2 separate regions of the Mus musculus genome follow, and region 1 is linked to region 2. A link is a loop called in an ENCODE intact Hi-C map of the cell type or tissue named here. Cell type or tissue: left cerebral cortex. All regions are shown on one strand.

The links. A loop is a pair of places that touch in the nucleus more often than their neighbours do. Peaks named below come from ENCODE experiments on the same cell type or tissue, not always from the same donor. Only the 100,000 strongest peaks of a DNase experiment are listed, where the experiment ranks them.
Region 1: it touches region 2 in a loop (6-fold over the local background); 23 of 42 quality-filtered maps call a loop at or near these places.

Annotation. Positions count from the first base shown.
Region 1 is chr1:153,894,887-153,902,886 of GRCm38, reverse strand. It overlaps Glul (glutamate-ammonia ligase (glutamine synthetase)), which reads right to left and starts at 2,958. Exons shown (of 7, transcript NM_008131.4): 1 at 2,828-2,958. It overlaps Gm38440 (a long non-coding RNA gene), which reads left to right and starts at 3,111. Exons shown (of 2, transcript XR_387481.3): 1 at 3,111-3,292; 2 at 4,137-8,000. Mir8114 (microRNA 8114) reads right to left here and starts at 2,961; the gene lies at 2,851-2,961. In left cerebral cortex, a CTCF peak has its summit at 7,773 (motif pointing left); DNase peaks (open chromatin) are centred at 1,673, 3,016, 3,602, 7,781 and 1 more place; H3K4me3 peaks cover 3,982 bases; H3K27ac peaks cover 4,231 bases.
Region 2 is chr1:154,028,026-154,036,025 of GRCm38, reverse strand. All of the region lies in intron 3 of LOC108167736 (a long non-coding RNA gene), which reads left to right. Among named protein-coding and RNA genes, the nearest start is that of Gm46165, 32 kb to the left of the region's middle. In left cerebral cortex, a CTCF peak has its summit at 3,297; DNase peaks (open chromatin) are centred at 1,716 and 3,295; H3K27ac peaks cover 1,737 bases.

The DNA.
Region 1 (8,000 bases), 130 kb after region 2:
ATCCACTGTAGGGGACGGCAAGGGAATCAGGCTGGCGTGCGTGGTGATCTCGCTCCTCTGGGACTGGACACACACAAAGGTGCATTATTCACTCTGCTTTCAAGGGGTTTAAAGTTTTATATTAGACAAGGACCATGCCCCCTCAGGGGGACTAGTTAAGGGATTTTAATAACCGTTAAACTTGAGAAATGTTAGCAGGAGAGAACAAATATCAAGACGTTCATTAACAGAATATCTTATTCTACCAACAGAACTACCTTATTGCCACAGAAAGACTTGACTAATTGACTGTTGAGTCTTGCTTTGTCTTCCACTCTTTGGAACAGCCTTTTTTTTTTTTTTTGGAGACAGGGTTTCTCTGAATGGCCCTGGTTGTCCTGGAGCTCACTTTGTAGACCAGGCTGGCCTTGAACTCAGAAATCCACCTGCCTCTGCCTCCCAAGTGCTGGGATTAAATAAAGGCATGTGCCACCACCGCTCAGCTCTTGGAACAACCTTAAGGGACACACAACCCATTGTAATCCCTACATACCTACATTTAGACTATCTACTTATTTGAGACAAAGTCTCATTGTGGAGCCCTGGAACTTATGCCGACCAGGCTAGCCTCAGAATCAAATTAGATCTGCCCCTCTCAGCATCCTGAACGCTAGAATTAAAGGTGTATGCCACCACCATCTTTAGATTACACAATGAAATACTAGGGCTAGCTGTAAGACTTTAAAGGCTAACATATTCCTGGGAGAAAGAAAGGACCTGTATTATCTGCCACCACTAAGGTGGTAAAAAGTAAAGCCATACTCCAAGGAGCACACTGCTGACTGGTTTTTTGGTTTTTTTTTTTTTTTTTTGAGACAGAGAAATCTCAACAAGCCCTCTCTCTGTCCTAGTAATTACTTACTCATTATTTACACCAAGCTTTCCTCAAAATCAGAGGATCTACCAGTCTCTGCCTCCTGAGAGCTGGGATTAAAGGTATGCCCCCTCCACACCAGGCCTCAACTGCTGACTTCATTACTGTGGTGAAAAGCCTTACTCCAGAGACAGATTTCAATGTGAAAATTAACAGTATTTGACGATCCCACCGGATAATATTTTCTGGTACGTAGAAAAATCCCACTTCTAAGTTTACAAGCCACAGGAGTCGGGGCAAGATCTTCGATGAATGTGAGGCTACAAAAAACCAGCCTCAAAACACAAGAGGAAATGCCCCCCTCCCTCCCTAATCTCCCCGGATAGCTGGAGAGGGAACATATTGTTCTCCTCCAATGACTTGGGCAACTTTCTGAAGTACAGTGGCAAAGTTTCTATGGGCAACCGTCCATGTTTGCCCAAGTGAAAACAACTGCCTCTCCCTCCAAAAGCCTCACCCTTCCCCCGGGGAACAGATGAGCCTCTGCTGTCAAGTCCGATGCAGAACCAAAGCCTCTGCCTACACCACTTAGAGGCCCGGATTGTAATTCTAGATGGCTTCAATTTACACCACTCATCAGCTTTCCTCCTCTGCCGTGCCCCCCGCCCCCCACACACACACATCCAGCATTAATGAACTGTTAGGGGAACCTGAGTTCCTCCTCTGGCCCTGGTTCCCTGAGACCAGCTGGGTGCCAGCAGCCTAGTGTACATAGATAGCACCAACTGGTGTCCCTGTAGTGCAAAGTGGAATGGGTTCTTAAAATTCTGAGTAGTTTCTGCGGGTTGCCAGATGCACCCGGGGTCCTTCGCCCTGACTTTTACTCACCCCAGCCAATGAGAATCAAATGCACTGGGGTTGTACTCTCTAGACCTCCTCTTTTTAGAGCAGTGTTCATGCCTCTCCTCGTTCTCGATTTCTCGCTGGTCTAAGCAACGGAGCTTTTTGGGCGAGGGCGATGGAGTGGGGGACCCAGACCGTTCGGAGGGGGAGGTGCTGGAATAAGACGGGTGCGATTTAATCTTAACCCTCGACTTCTCCCCGGAGTTCACAGAGTAGGCAACGAAGCCTAAAGTATTAGAAGGGGACTCTGAGGACCGAGAATCTCCATCTTCTACGTCTTCAATGGTTGGTTTCTTTGAGTATTTGCGGCTGGGGGAGGATCCCCGCTTCCCGCCCCCGGAGGAGTTGGGGCAATCCACTTTGAAAGCAGCCTTCCCACTAAAATGTCCGGAAAGTCGGTGCCGCGACCCTCGGGCCCGCGTAGATCTCAAGGCCTCTCCCAGGGGGCCATACCCCGGCGAGGGTAGAGGCCGGGTGGCGAGAGTGGGGCGACCGCGGGAGGCACAGCGCGCCGCTGCTGCCTCCGCTTGGCGCGGCCTCTCCACTGCGGAGCCCGCCGGCCACTCCGGGGCTCCGGCTCTCCATTGTTCGGTCATATGGTAAAGGCCTAGGACACGGCGTTGGGAGCTGGGGAGTGGTGCCATCAACGCTTAGGACCACCATCCTCAACCAGACCACCCACAGCGTGACGACGCCCCCCAAATGCGCCGCCAGGAAGAGAGGATCAAGGCGCCTGCGCCCACCTAAGGCAAGAACCCTCTCCCGCTGGGACCACCGGAAAGCCCCCATCTCAGCGTGAACCCCAGCCAACGGCGCCTGCCTCCCGGGGCGGCGCCTCCGGCCGCAAGTATAGAACAGATCAAAACAACCCGCAACCCCGCCCTTCCCGGAGCTTGGCTCACAGCGCGTCCTAGGAACACCAAGCAGAGCCGGCCCGGGCCGCACGCTGCAAACACGCGGGAGGCACGAGCGCTGCATCCCGCTCCGTACAGCAGCTGACTGGAGCTGGGAAGTAGAGTGCGACCCCACAGCCCGGGCGGCCGTACATTCCTGGACCCTCCGTGCGCTTACCAGAGCGGTGGCCGGCCGGATGATGGATGGGTGAACAGGTCAGGAGAGCGAGGCGGAGAGGAGATGGGTGAGCGTGCTGTTCAGACACTCTGCTCTACTCCCATTCTCCGCTCTGCAGGGTCGCTGGCTGCTCGGTACTTTTTATTGACAGCTTGTGCCCGCCCCCAGTCGCCTTGATTGGCTGACCTAGGCCAGGAAACCCGCGCCCATCAGCTGCTGCGCGCCGGGGCCCTGAGGCCATTGGCCGAGGAACTGTGCGGGAGCCTCAGGGTGGGGCGAGCGAGACCCAGAAGAAAGAAAGAGAAAGGGGAGTGGGGGAGGGGAGGCAGCGGCGGCTGGAGGAGGGCCAGGGCCGAAGGTGCAGGATGCATTTGCAGCTTGCGTTCTTAAGCGACCTCTGGACCCTCGGACCCAGGCTGAGGCTTCCTCAGAGTCATTTGGCCTCGGCTCTTTGCTTCCTTAACGGTACAGAGGTTTTCGAGGAGATCTGTCACTGAAAATCCAGAACCCCAGAAGAGAATTTTACCCTTTGTTTGTTGAGCGAGCCTGGGGACGGGTTGGGCTGGGGAGAGGCAGGGAGCCCTGATCAGGCGCGGGGAGAGAGAGAGAGAAACACGATTCCCAGAACCTGGAGGACCCTATCTTCCTGGTTTCCTGAGTGGATTTGGGGGAAGTGGTCAGACTGTGATTTCACGGTTTAAACACAAGTGTGATGTTTCTATAAAGAGGATTCTGGACGTCCATAGTCTATTTGATGTTGCCTTGTGTGTGTGTGTTCCCGTCTCTCAGCCTTTCCTTGGATCTGCAAAATAAAGCAGATGGAAGGACTTTCAGAGCAGTTGACCGGGAAAGCAGGGTGGCAACATGCCTTTAATCCTAGCACTCAGGAGGGAAAGCGGGGGTGGCACACGCCTTTAATCCTAGCACTCAGGAGGCAGAGGCGGGTGGGTCTCCTGAGTTCGAGGCCAGTCTTCTCTACAGAGGGAATTCCAGGACAACCAGGGTTTCACAGAGAAAACAAACAAAAAAGCAAGAGGGGTGGGGGGAACCCCTGGCTTTGCTTCCCAAGTTGTTTTTAACTGTGTGTGTGTGTTGGGGGAGAGGGAATGAGAGTTTTCTCTTTCCTTTCTTAACCCTGCAGTGATGGCTGAGATAGTGTGTGAATACTGTAGTGAGACAAGCTGAAAATGTGCACAGAATTTACCTGTAAAAAAATAGACGTGGCCCATATATTGTTATTAATGCTATGCTCTGAGCAGTCTCTTTCTAGTACATGAAATCCACCTCATGGCTGGGCTTTATCTTTCAGGACTTCTGGCATTCGAGATGAAGTTTTCTCTCTAGATGCCAGAAACCCACGCTCTCAGTGCCTTTGGAAGAGGAAGGGATGAAGTTTGTGCTTCTGCTTCTGTGTATGCACCACAAATATGAAAAAGAAAGGTTGCCTGTGACCCCACACACATAGCTCGGCCTGTTAGGTCAACCTCTGTCAATTTCCCCTGAGTGTGTCTGACACAGTGGCTCACAGAAGCAGCATGCCCCACAGGTGGGGATTTGAATAGGCTTTGGACCAGAAAGGCACCTTGCAAATTCTGTGTCCTAGTCAGTACTGTGTGAAGCGTTTTACCATGAGGTTGTTCAACAGCGGGGCTTCACGTCGGGCAAACCCAAGTTCATTCTGAGTAGTAGCCAAATTAGTAGCCACACAAGCTCTGTCTTAGCATTTGTAGCGGGGATGACAGTGGGACCTGGAACATGAGGAGTGTTAGGAAGACGATGTCATCTCATAGGTCAATATAATCTGAAGAGACTGAGTCGTTTCTTTCCATGATTACTCTGTGTGTGCATGCATGTATGCACACATGCACGTGTGTGTTATACACTGCATCCATATGTGTAGAGGTCAGAGGATGACTTTAGGTGTCTTCTATCACCCTCTACTTTTTTTTTTTTTTTTTGAGACAGGGTCTGACATTGAACTTGTAACTGCAACTTAACTAACTTGGTTGCCCGGTGACTCCCAGGGATCTTTCTGGATCTGCCTCTGCACAGCTTGAAGAAGTTACCTGCATTGCAGATGACTTCTTACATGGTTGCTGGAGATGAACTCCGGGACCCTCATTCTTTTGAAGAGAGGACCCACCAACGGCACTGTGGCACTGGCACTGCACCCCCCCCCACCCCCCACCCCCTGCCCACTCGGGTGATGCAGCTTTCTGCCTCCGTAGTGAGCTGCGCCATTACTTAAGGAAGTAAGGTGTAGACTCAGCAACAATGGGCTCGGCTGTCTTCCCATTTCTTCTTTTAACTCTTCAGCTTAGGTGGTTAGAAAAGGGGTTGTCAGAAGGGAGAGATGTTGTTCTTATGTTAGGAGATAGTGAATTCCAGATGGCAGCTGCCGGTCATCAGCCAGGGCAGCCTTCAGCACTCCTCACCAGGCTCCACAATGGGAGCAGTGAACACGATAGAAAGGGCAATATTCCAGAGCACATGTGCTGTTTTCCATGGGTTTCTTGTGTTTCTGCCATGTGAGTGCCCGCTTCCCTTCCTAGACATGTTAACCTCCTTGGCTGCTTATTCTCCCGTAGCCCTCGAATAGTGTCCAGACTGTTCAATAAACACGTATTGACCCCACAGTACCATCAGCGGCAGCATCAAGAGAACATTTGCTCTGTTTCCAAGAATAGAAGCGGATTTGCTTTGATCCTTTCATGTGACCAGGAACATCTCATGTGACCACTGACTTTCAGGGGTAAACAGGCAGCTTTGCCCCCTTGGTCGGCCCCACATGTGTTTAAACCAGCCGAAGTAGGACCCAGACAAGTTCAAGGACTGGACTAGGGAGCTTTGAGTGTACCATGGAAGAAGAGTCCCTCCTTAACTGGCTTGCCCTCTGAAAAGCCACCTGTACTCTTAGAGAAATTAAAAGAACAGCCTGTTCCTCCACTTTGACTTTGCTATGTCTGTCCTTTATTCTCCCCTAAATTGCCACCGCCTCCATTTTCTGCCCCCCCCCACCCCCCGTAAAGGCGGCAAGCGATTGAACCCATGAACTTTCAGTCCAGGCCCACACAGTACCAAGGCTAATGGGGGTCTGATGGCAAGTGCTTTGAAGTTGAGTTTCTCACTGAATTGAGTTCCTCTGTCCCCAGGGTGGGTGGATTGGGAGAGCAATATTGCCAGGAAAGAGCTTGGACTAAACTTGCAGAGATAGCCCAGAACGAAGCACGTTCCATCAGTGGTGCTCGGCTGGCTAAACTGATGGCTCGAGTAGGCTTTCCTGTGTTCTTATACATTCTTTCTCTGAAGCTCTAAAGCTCCTAACCTAGTGTCATAAGAGGACAGCTGTGTGATTACCTTGTACCCGTGATGCAAAGTTTAGGATATGGTTCCACTGAACCCAAATCGTAGACTGTAGCTGCTGGGAGTGGAGTTGGCTGCCTGTGTGGCTGATGTCAGCAGGCAGTCTGTGAAAACTTTAAGCTGAAGAGACACAGTGTGGACTCAAGTTGCAGTCACCCAAAAACCCAACCCAGAAGGTAACTTGTTTGGTTCTTTATAAACCCAAATTAGATCTGACCAAAAGAATGGAGCATAACAAATGTTAAAACAAGCACCCACCCACCCCCCAAAAAGGAGAAAGATCACTGGAAGTCGGTAGCATTCCTGGACCCTGTAAAGTGTATTTACAGGGCAAAGTTGTATTAAGTCCGCCTCTCAAACTTCACTCCGCACAATGAAAGAAGGCAAGACCAGCTTGTCCTTGAATTCGATAACCTAAGACTGGTCACGAGAGGGAGTTTTCTTTACATAGCTTAATCACTTGATACTCTTCAGTTTAAGAGAAGAAATTCAAAGTTGGGATGTCAACTGTCTTTCACCTCATTTGAGTTTGACCAATGTTCAGTGAAGACACAGAGAGAGAGAGCACCCCATTTCTCAACCTGCATATTAGTGGAAGGTTTGGGTCTGTTTGGACTCTATCTCAAAGCTTGCCTCTGCTAGGAAGTCACATGAAGGGTTTGGGAAGAACCAAGTTCATCTGTCACAGCGTGGGAAAGCAGGGGTCCTACTGAGACTATGGAAGCCACAATCACAATTCTAGAGTTCAACCCCCATGTCTGTCTTTCCTACTTGTTTCTGGGACAGGCTAGACAAGCAATCTATTGCTGAGCTATATCCCCAGCCCACCCTTTATTGTGTTTTATTTATTTTTTATTTTTTTATTTCCAGAAATGGGATTTCTCCATGTAGCCCTGGCTGACCTAGAACTTGCTCTGTAGACCAGGCTGGTCTCAAACTCAGACCTTTGCCTGCCTCTGCCTCCTGAGTGCTGGGATTAAAGGCGTGTGCCGCCACCACCACCACCACCACACCACCTGTGTGGAAGTCGGGGGACAACTTTCAGGAGTCAGTTCTCTCCTCCCACCATGAATTCCAGGACTAGACCTGTCAGGTTTGCACAGTGGCTGATGCCTTAACCCACGGAACCATCTTTCTGGTCCAGACACTTTGCTTTATTTCCCAGAGTACATACAGCTCTGTTTTTGTTCATTATATAGCTGCTAGATGGTTTAAACTTTACTGAAGCCCACTTGAAAGTTTAGGAAAGTTGGCCTGTGGTGTAAAAACTGAATTGAAACAGTTCTTCAGTTGGTTACTTTTCTCAAAGGAGTCCACAGCTGGGCCTGCGCAGAGCCTTTTATCCCTCACCCCTGACCCCGTTAGCTGGTTTGGATCCCTGTTTATCTCATATTTGTCAATTTTTAACTGGAAGCACACAGCCCTATGGTATGTATTTTGGATTCTTGGGCAACATTTAGCCTGCTTCTGGGCTTTCTCTCTCCTCCCCCATTTCTTCTTTTAAACTGGTTTTTGAAAGACTAATATATGCTGGGGTTGGGGACCGAGGTGCTTGGACTGACTGATGGTGCTATTGTGCCCTCTAGTGGTGGCTTGTGAGAATTTCAAACATCGCCCCAGAAGGCTTGAGTCTGAAGATTTTCTTGCCTCTGTTACATATTACATATGATAATTTGATAGCACCCAAGTGTTTCGCCTACACTGGCTGTTTGAGAGATATTATATTCATATCACTGCCTGATTACTGGAAGTTTGTCATAAAATTAGTCTTCAGAAGCCCAGAAATGGGCAGCCTACTCTGCTTGCTTCT
Region 2 (8,000 bases):
CCAGGCTATCTAAGGATGGGGCACATGGCTGCCACATCCCCAGTTTACAGCCTGCTCCCTTGAAAGAGGACCAGTACCTCTCTAAAAATCCTGTGAAATGATCAATTGGGAGATTTTTTTTTAATACTTTTATTTTGTGTGTATGGATGTTGTACCTGCATGTCTGTCTGTGCACTCCATGCATGCCTATTGCCTTCAGAAGCCAGAAGACAGGGTGTGATCTCCAGGAACTGGAGTTACAGATAGTTGTGAGGCACCAGGTGGGTGCTGGGACTCAAACTCAGGTAGTACTCTGGAAGAGCACCCAGTGCTCTTTACCACCAACCATTGTTCCAGCCCCTGGGGGTTTCTTCTTCTTCTTCTTCTTCTTCTTCTTCTTCTTCTTCTTCTTCTTCTTCTTCTTCTTCTTCTTCTTCTTCTTCTTCTTCTTCATCATCATCAAACACTTTTTTATAAATTATTAAGCACACAAATTCAAAATGTATTTATTTCCTGTCACCTGGGGTGTCCAAGTCCCTAACAAAGGCAAGCCAGCTGTCGCTAGTTGCTAAGCTGCACCTTCCATTGGGAGATGCAGCTAAAAGAAGGTCAGATTTGTCTCATCAAAGAATAGTTCAGAAGCATACGGGAAGCTTTCTCATATGCTTTTCAGTTAGGTGAAGAATTCAGTACTTGGGTTGTTGAGAAAAGTTTGGTGGTGGTGATGGATGTTTTGTTTCGTTTTTTTAAATATTGAAAGAAAGCACCAAGTTAAGGGAACCCCGGTTTGCTGGAGCTAGAGGAGGCTGAGACGTGCAAGGTCAGATATGTGCAGATGTTGGCCGCTGGAAGTCAGGGTAAAAGAGCCGAGATGTGAGTGGTAGGGGTGGAGAAACGGCTCACAGGTAAGGACACTCGCATCACAAGCATAAGGATCCATGTCATTCAAGTCGATGTGGTTGCTCAAGCACCTGCAACCCCAGTGCTGGGGCAGAGGCAGAAGGGTCCCAGGCTTGCTGGCTGCTGCCTAGCTCCAAGTTCAGTGAGAGACCCTGTCTCCAGGGAATAAAGGCCAAAAAGTGATATCTTCCTCTGGTTTTAGTCTCTGCACCTGGACACACCCCCTCAAACTTACACACACACACACACACACACACACACACACACACACACACACACACACACACCCCTCCTCTGGCCTTGCACATCTTAGTTGGAGTATAAACGATGACTTGCTTCTAGAACCTTGACTACAGAGCAGTCTGGGAAGAACTCTGCTCCCAACCTGTTCTCCCTCAGACTGAGGCTGGGTCCAGGAAGCCAACCTACACACTGAATAAAAGGTCGTAGTCTATGTACTTCGCTATGAACTCTATACCAGGTTTGCTGCCCAACACTAAGTAAGTCAGGAACAACTGAGGAAGCAGAGCCCAAAGATCCTGTGTATCCCAGTCACAGAGTAAGGAGTGAACCTGGATGGGTGTGAGTTCTAGCTTACCCTGAGCCAAGCTCTCAGCCTTCCCTCCTCCCCTAGGGTATGGCCACACCTCTTGATGGCTACTAGAGGAATTCACTTATGGGATTAAACTAAACCTTGAATGCTTTGGCCTAACGACTGTCTCATCTTCTGTGTAAGAGCCAGGTCAGGAGGCAGGAGGCTGACTGAGCCACACAGCGGGGCATGCTCACTGTGCAGGGTGAGGCAGAGCTGTGTACACAAGTCGGAACTGTGGCTAGAAACTAGGGGAAAGGCCACCTTGCTGATTTGGATCTGCGCCACCACTTCCTGCCCCGACAAAAAGGCTGACGTTGTTGATGTCGACTGGCCTAACAAGGAAAAAGGACCCATGGATCCACCCAAGAGACCTTTTGTCTTTAGGTGAGAATGAAAATGTATCTTAGAGGAGAAAGAAACACATAGCATGTGAAGTCAAGCGCTCTGTGGCCTGTGATAATGGCTCTTGAGGGTGCTGACTGCTGATAAGCACGGACGCTGGCCTCGGCAGAAGCTGCGGCATGTCACTGCCCCCAGCACACACAGTGACTGTGCAGGTTCTCAAACGTCTACCATGCAAAGTGCCTTGTCCAACTCTTAGATGCTAGCCAGTCTCAGATGCTGTGCCTGGGAAGTCTCACTTTCCAGAACAGTAACTAAGGTCTGAATTTGGACCTGAGATGCTAGAGTCAGCAAACATGAACATAGTACACACAGACACAGACACACACACACACAGACACAGACACACACACACACACACACATTTGTTCATACACAAATTCACACACATACTTGGACACACATACACAGACCATGTTAATACTTGTAGAAACAGAAATATATTCACCCCAAATAAACACACTACATATACACTCACTCCACACAGAAACAGATACACAAATATAGAGCATAGATACGACACACACAATCATATAAACATTCAAAAATATCAAACATAGATAGAAACATATAATGCATATATGTTGGATGCGTCATATACATATCCCACAGAGACACACAGATAAACACTGCACACAGGTCTTATACACTAGATCACCACAATGTACACATACAGAGACGAAATGTAACATACTACTTGACACAAAGCTTTGGTTATGTTAGCTATGTATATAGGAGATAAGTATTTAAAAAAAAAAGAGGAAAGAAAATCAAAATGCAGCAAAAAAGTTATAAACTTGAAGAATCCTTGTTTAAAATGAACATATAAGATTCACTGTAACAAGAGAGCAGTAACAGGAACATAAATAGTTGACTTGAAATGGGTTGTTCTGTTCTAACAGGTTTTTGCTGTTGTTTTGTTTTGTTTTTTTTCAAGACAGAGTTTCTCTGTGAACTTCCGGTTGTAGACCAGGGTGGCCTCGAACTCAGAGATTCTCCGGTCTCTGCCTCTCAAATGCTGGGTTTAAAGGTGAGTGCCACACTGGCCGGCTCTAACAGTGCTTTTTATTAAGTGATGGTTCTTCTGTCCCTGTGCACTCACCGCGGCTGCTGAATATTGCCTGCTGAATTGCATCTCCTGAGTCTCTGGTATATCTACCACTCCCGCCCCCACTCTAGCCCCACGTGTCTGTTGAAGGAGCAACCCCTGCATAGCCTTTTCGGTGCCTGCTTGGACAGTGTTTGCCACTTCCTTCTTCCCCGTCTCCTTCCCTGCACCCTCCCTGCCCAAGTCAGGAAAGTCCCAGGGTGCTTGCCTCACAATACAAACCGGGAAGTTCAAGGATCCGATGCTGACCCTGGACATCAACTTCCCAGAATCCTGAGTCAGATGAAGCGCGTCACAGTTTAGCTCGGTGTGCCTAGGGGGCGCTCCGGTCCAGGAATTAAACTTCTTAACCGTTCCCTTTAGTATTTCAAGTTCCAGTAGGGAAGGGCTAGAGACTAAAATTAAGGGAGCCAGCAGGTGAGATGACAGCTGGAGCCTAGTAAAGAAGGGGTGGGTTGCTTAGGAATATGCCTCCAAGGTCTACTGTCTCTCTGAACTTCAAAGCTATAGGTGGCCCCACAGGACAACTCTCCCAGATGCTAAATCTGAGGCCAGAAGATGGAAGTCACATACTTACAGTCAGACCTAATTTGAAGCAATGGGTAACAGCAAATGTCAGAGTCACCCTTTGACGGAGCCACGGGTACTATCTTCATCTCCCCATTGCACAGTATTTTTCCATTAGTTCGAAATATGGATATTACCCTGCAGATGACATTTTACTAGAGAATTAAATAACTGCACTTTGTGCTTGATTATAAGAATGTAGAAGGACATATTAAAAGGAGTAAGTAAACTGCTACATACAAGTGTGCACTCCCTTGAGAGCCCTCAAAATACAGAACTCCAAATTTAAAAACACATTAAAGTGTGATTGCTTCCTTAGAAAATGTGTCATTTAGAGAGTTTGTTTTATTGTGTTATAATAGAACATTCTCGCTACATATTTCTTTCTTTTTCCTTTCTCTTCTTTTTTCTTTCTTTATTTGTTTTTCAAAACAGAGTTTCTCTATGTAGCCCTGGCTGTTTTAGACCTAGCCCTGTAAACCAGGCTAGCCTAGATCTCAGAGGTCCACCTACCTCTGCCTCCCCAGTGCTAGGACTAAAGGCATGCGTGTATCACCATAGCCACCTTCTCACTGTCTATTTCACCTCTGAGTTTTTCATCTAAAAAGGAGTAGGGGGTGGAACTCAAGGAACATGAGGAATGTGGATGAACTCATGTAACCTTTGGGCACTCGCATAATTTACAAACTAAGTGGGTATTACTGGGTTTTATTTATTTATTTTTAAACAGCAACATGTAGAGGTATTCGTAGAATAGCAACGTTGAACCAGTCCTACCTTCCATGCGAGCTCCTCATTCATAAGAGGCCCTGAGCCCCTGTGAGCCACTGTCTTCTCTAGAAAGTAAGAGTCCGAATCTGATGAGCTGTGTATCCCGCCGACAAGGTAAACCACAGTGCTGAATCCCCCTGGTACAGAAGTCACCCTAGGCTTGTCTCCACCTTCCTTTGGGGGAGGGGGTGCAGATTACTCTCCTTCCCAGACGCTCAGTTCTCGAGAATATAATGCAATACAGGTGCACTGGAATATTAAATAAGATAGGAAAGATAACATGTCTTGACATTGCCTGTTCCATCACAAGTACTCAGCCATTCTGGTTTTATCTCTTCTTCCAGCATTGGTGCTCCCCCATTGGACAATTGCATTAATATTAGGAAGAACTCACTGACTGAACCTGGTGGAATACACCTGTACTCTCAGGACTTGGAAGGCTCAGATGGGAAGGCATGAGTTTAAGAACAGCCTCTGCTACGCAGGTCCTTGTTTCACGATAGATAGATAGATAGATAGATAGATAGATAGATAGATAGATAGACAGATAGACAGCATCCTTCTGCACCAGGCTATCAGCCTGTGGATGTGGGTAGAAGACTCTGGCTCCTGGCTTCCTTAAAAAGCCCATGACTTTCAGTGTGTCTGGAGCCAAAGCCATTATGGGAAGTAGAGAGCCCTGCATACTCTTGGCCTCAACGAGTAGCTTTCAGTAGCAGGATTTTTACCCTGTCATTGGTTTGATTTTGTTTTCTTTCCTCTGCATTTACCTTTGCTCACTCTTACGCGGAGCTTACTTCATTTCGTTGAGATTTCCTTGACTGTTCCTCCCTTCACTCATGCTGCTGCTTCCTGCTTGGGTGTCCCTAGGCTCCCACCCCTTGCATTTGGCTAATCCCTCAGGGGGTTCAGCTTTCCTTCATGGAAATTTTTCTAACCCCTGACCACTCTCGCTATTTGTTTTCATAGCACCTTGTGCTTCTCCTTCCTTGACCTTATAGTACCATTACATAAGCATCCGTGTCCTGCTGGTCTGCCTCCTCCGCCAGGCTGAAAGTTCACAGAAGCAGCGAGCTTCTTTATTTGATTCCTTGGCATATCACAGGGCTCCATAATGTGAGTGGACTGAATGGATGGGTAAATGAACGGACTCCCAGAGGTCACTGCCATCCACATGAGGTGAACCACTCAAGAGTAGCAGGTCTATTTTCCCATATGCACTTCTATCTTTGCACTTGTTTCCAGGATTCCTCCAAATGGTCTTTCCCCTACATACTTAAAGGAATGAATTGATTTATTAGCCACATGAAAAATCCAACCACAGAATCCTGATTCAAACTTTCGCTCCAACAGTCATATTAACCTCCGTGGCTTCTACTGATGCATCTGATCTACTTTAGAGCATTCAAAAGGAGCAGGAGTTACTGATAACCAACTCTTAGCCTTCATGTTTAATCACATTTAATAAAGATCCTAGATTCACCCTCTTGAGAATTCCAACATTGATTGAGCCTCCAGTTAATCAAGTAAGCAGTTAGTCAGGCAGGCAGGAATTCTTTAATAGCAACCCATGTGCTTACCTAGAATCAGTCTTTCACTTTAACGGCATCTGCAACTAGAGAAAGAAAAGAAAAAGCAGAACTACAGGTTCCTCTGAATCATGGCCCAGCCCACTACCCTTACTCCTCTGTTTGCCCTTGCCCCTTGTCTTCTCAATGGAACAAACCACAAAACAATATGAAGGCCCCTCGCCTGAGTGATCCGTAGTTTTCCTCTTCCAGTCCAGGCTGACTAAGAATCATGTTGAATAGCCACAGACAGTTGTATAGGAACTATTTTCCAAAATAGCTTTCTGAGTTCTGCTGAGTTTGGGTCAGCCCTCGGGCTTTCTAACAATACAGCTTTGTTCTCGTTTCCTTCTGATACCTGATAGGCACTGTGCGATTGTGCTGAGCAGACGCTATGCCCACTTCACAAGCCCCCAGAGATATACTGTCATTATGAAGAAAACAATAGCCTAGTCCTTGCTCCTGGATGGTATATATTCAAGGATACCGTGTTTAATTCTTCTGCTTCCATGAATAGTCTTCAAGATGAATAGCTTCAAAATTCCTGATTCTCTCCCCAATCCCCTTAAATAGCACATCAAAGTCTTCCCTCTTCAGTCTAAGTAGTGCCCATTCCAGGAATTCAGGCTTCTCTGGGTGAGTGTGACCCAAAGGTGGAGCAAGAGTGATTTGAGAAGGAGATTTGGGTGGCAGCATAGCTCTTTGGGCAGAACAGAGTTCAATTTCCCAAACACCAGCAGAGCCCTCTCATGTCCCAGAGGGCAGAGGAGGCAGACTAGGAGGAAAGAAGAGCTACAAGCTGAAGGTACAATAGCCCTGCCCATTCCAGAAGCTAGAGAAGATACCAACTGCATGATAAACTGAACACCAGGTGCCAAAGGGCAGCCAACACTAGCGAGAAGTCCCATTCTTCTGTACAAGTGTTGAGGCATTTGGGGGATACTGACCTCTGAGACTAACATCTCATTGGTCTATAGCTTGGTGACAGTGACAGACATCAGCACTATCAGGAATGTCACTGTCAGCAGTGCTGTTGAGGATCCTTAATCGACTTCTTGGGCAGTGAATGTCAATAAGTGGGGCACAGCCAATGACAAAGCCCTGGGCAGAGGCCATATGGGATCACATGAGCACTTGTGCAGGTTTCTTGATGAGTCCTTGTAATAAATTGAGTAGTAAAAGATCTTACAGTCGTGTTTGAGGGCATTAGGATCCACACACAGAACAGCAACTGTCATTGTTAATGTGACTCTGTTTGAACACAAGTCAGCTCTGTCACGGACAGGACACAAATGACAGCAAATGATTCAGTATCAGTGCTGAGAAGGACCTCAGAGTTTATCTAGGCAAAACTCCCAGATGGTTCCAGTAAAAATAGCAAGGACAAAACAGGTTAAGCTACCTGCTCTGGTTTCATGGTCATGGCCAGTCAGCAATATAGACAGGGTAAGAGAGCAGGTACTCCTATCCAAGCCTATGATAAGATACATGGTGGACTCCTGTCATTACATAAAATGTCCATAACATTGAGAGCTTCTGCTGTCTGTGGGAAGGAGGGTTCTTCTGGATGCACATTGCTTGGAGTAAAGTCTAAGATGCCTTTAGAAAAATGGCAACCTAGCAGAGAGTCCATGGAGCAGCACGCCTTTGGAGGGGACTTCAACGTAGAGCCCTGCCAGAACACACTGCCCGGAGGTACAGTTTCAATGGTAAGACCAGAGAGGAGAATGCAGTTTCATAGCAAAAGAATACTATGGAGCTAGAGAGTGCCCACTGCCCAAGCACAAGGGCTGAGCTTGAGTAGAAAAAAGCTGTCCATGGTGACTCACACTTACAGCCCACCAGCGCTACCAGGTGGGAATATGTGAATCTCTGAGGGTGGCCAGTAGCCAGCCTGGCCTAACTGGTGAATTCCAGGTCCCAGTGGTGGTGGTGGTGGGGGGGGGGGAACCTGTCCCCAAAACAAGACAGACAGCTCTTAAAGAATGACACCTGAAGTTGACCTCTGGTTGGCACAGGTGTGCACATTTACACACATACTATACACACACATCGCATGTGCATGTATGTGGGCACACATGTGAACACACAAAAGAATATTAGCTGGATT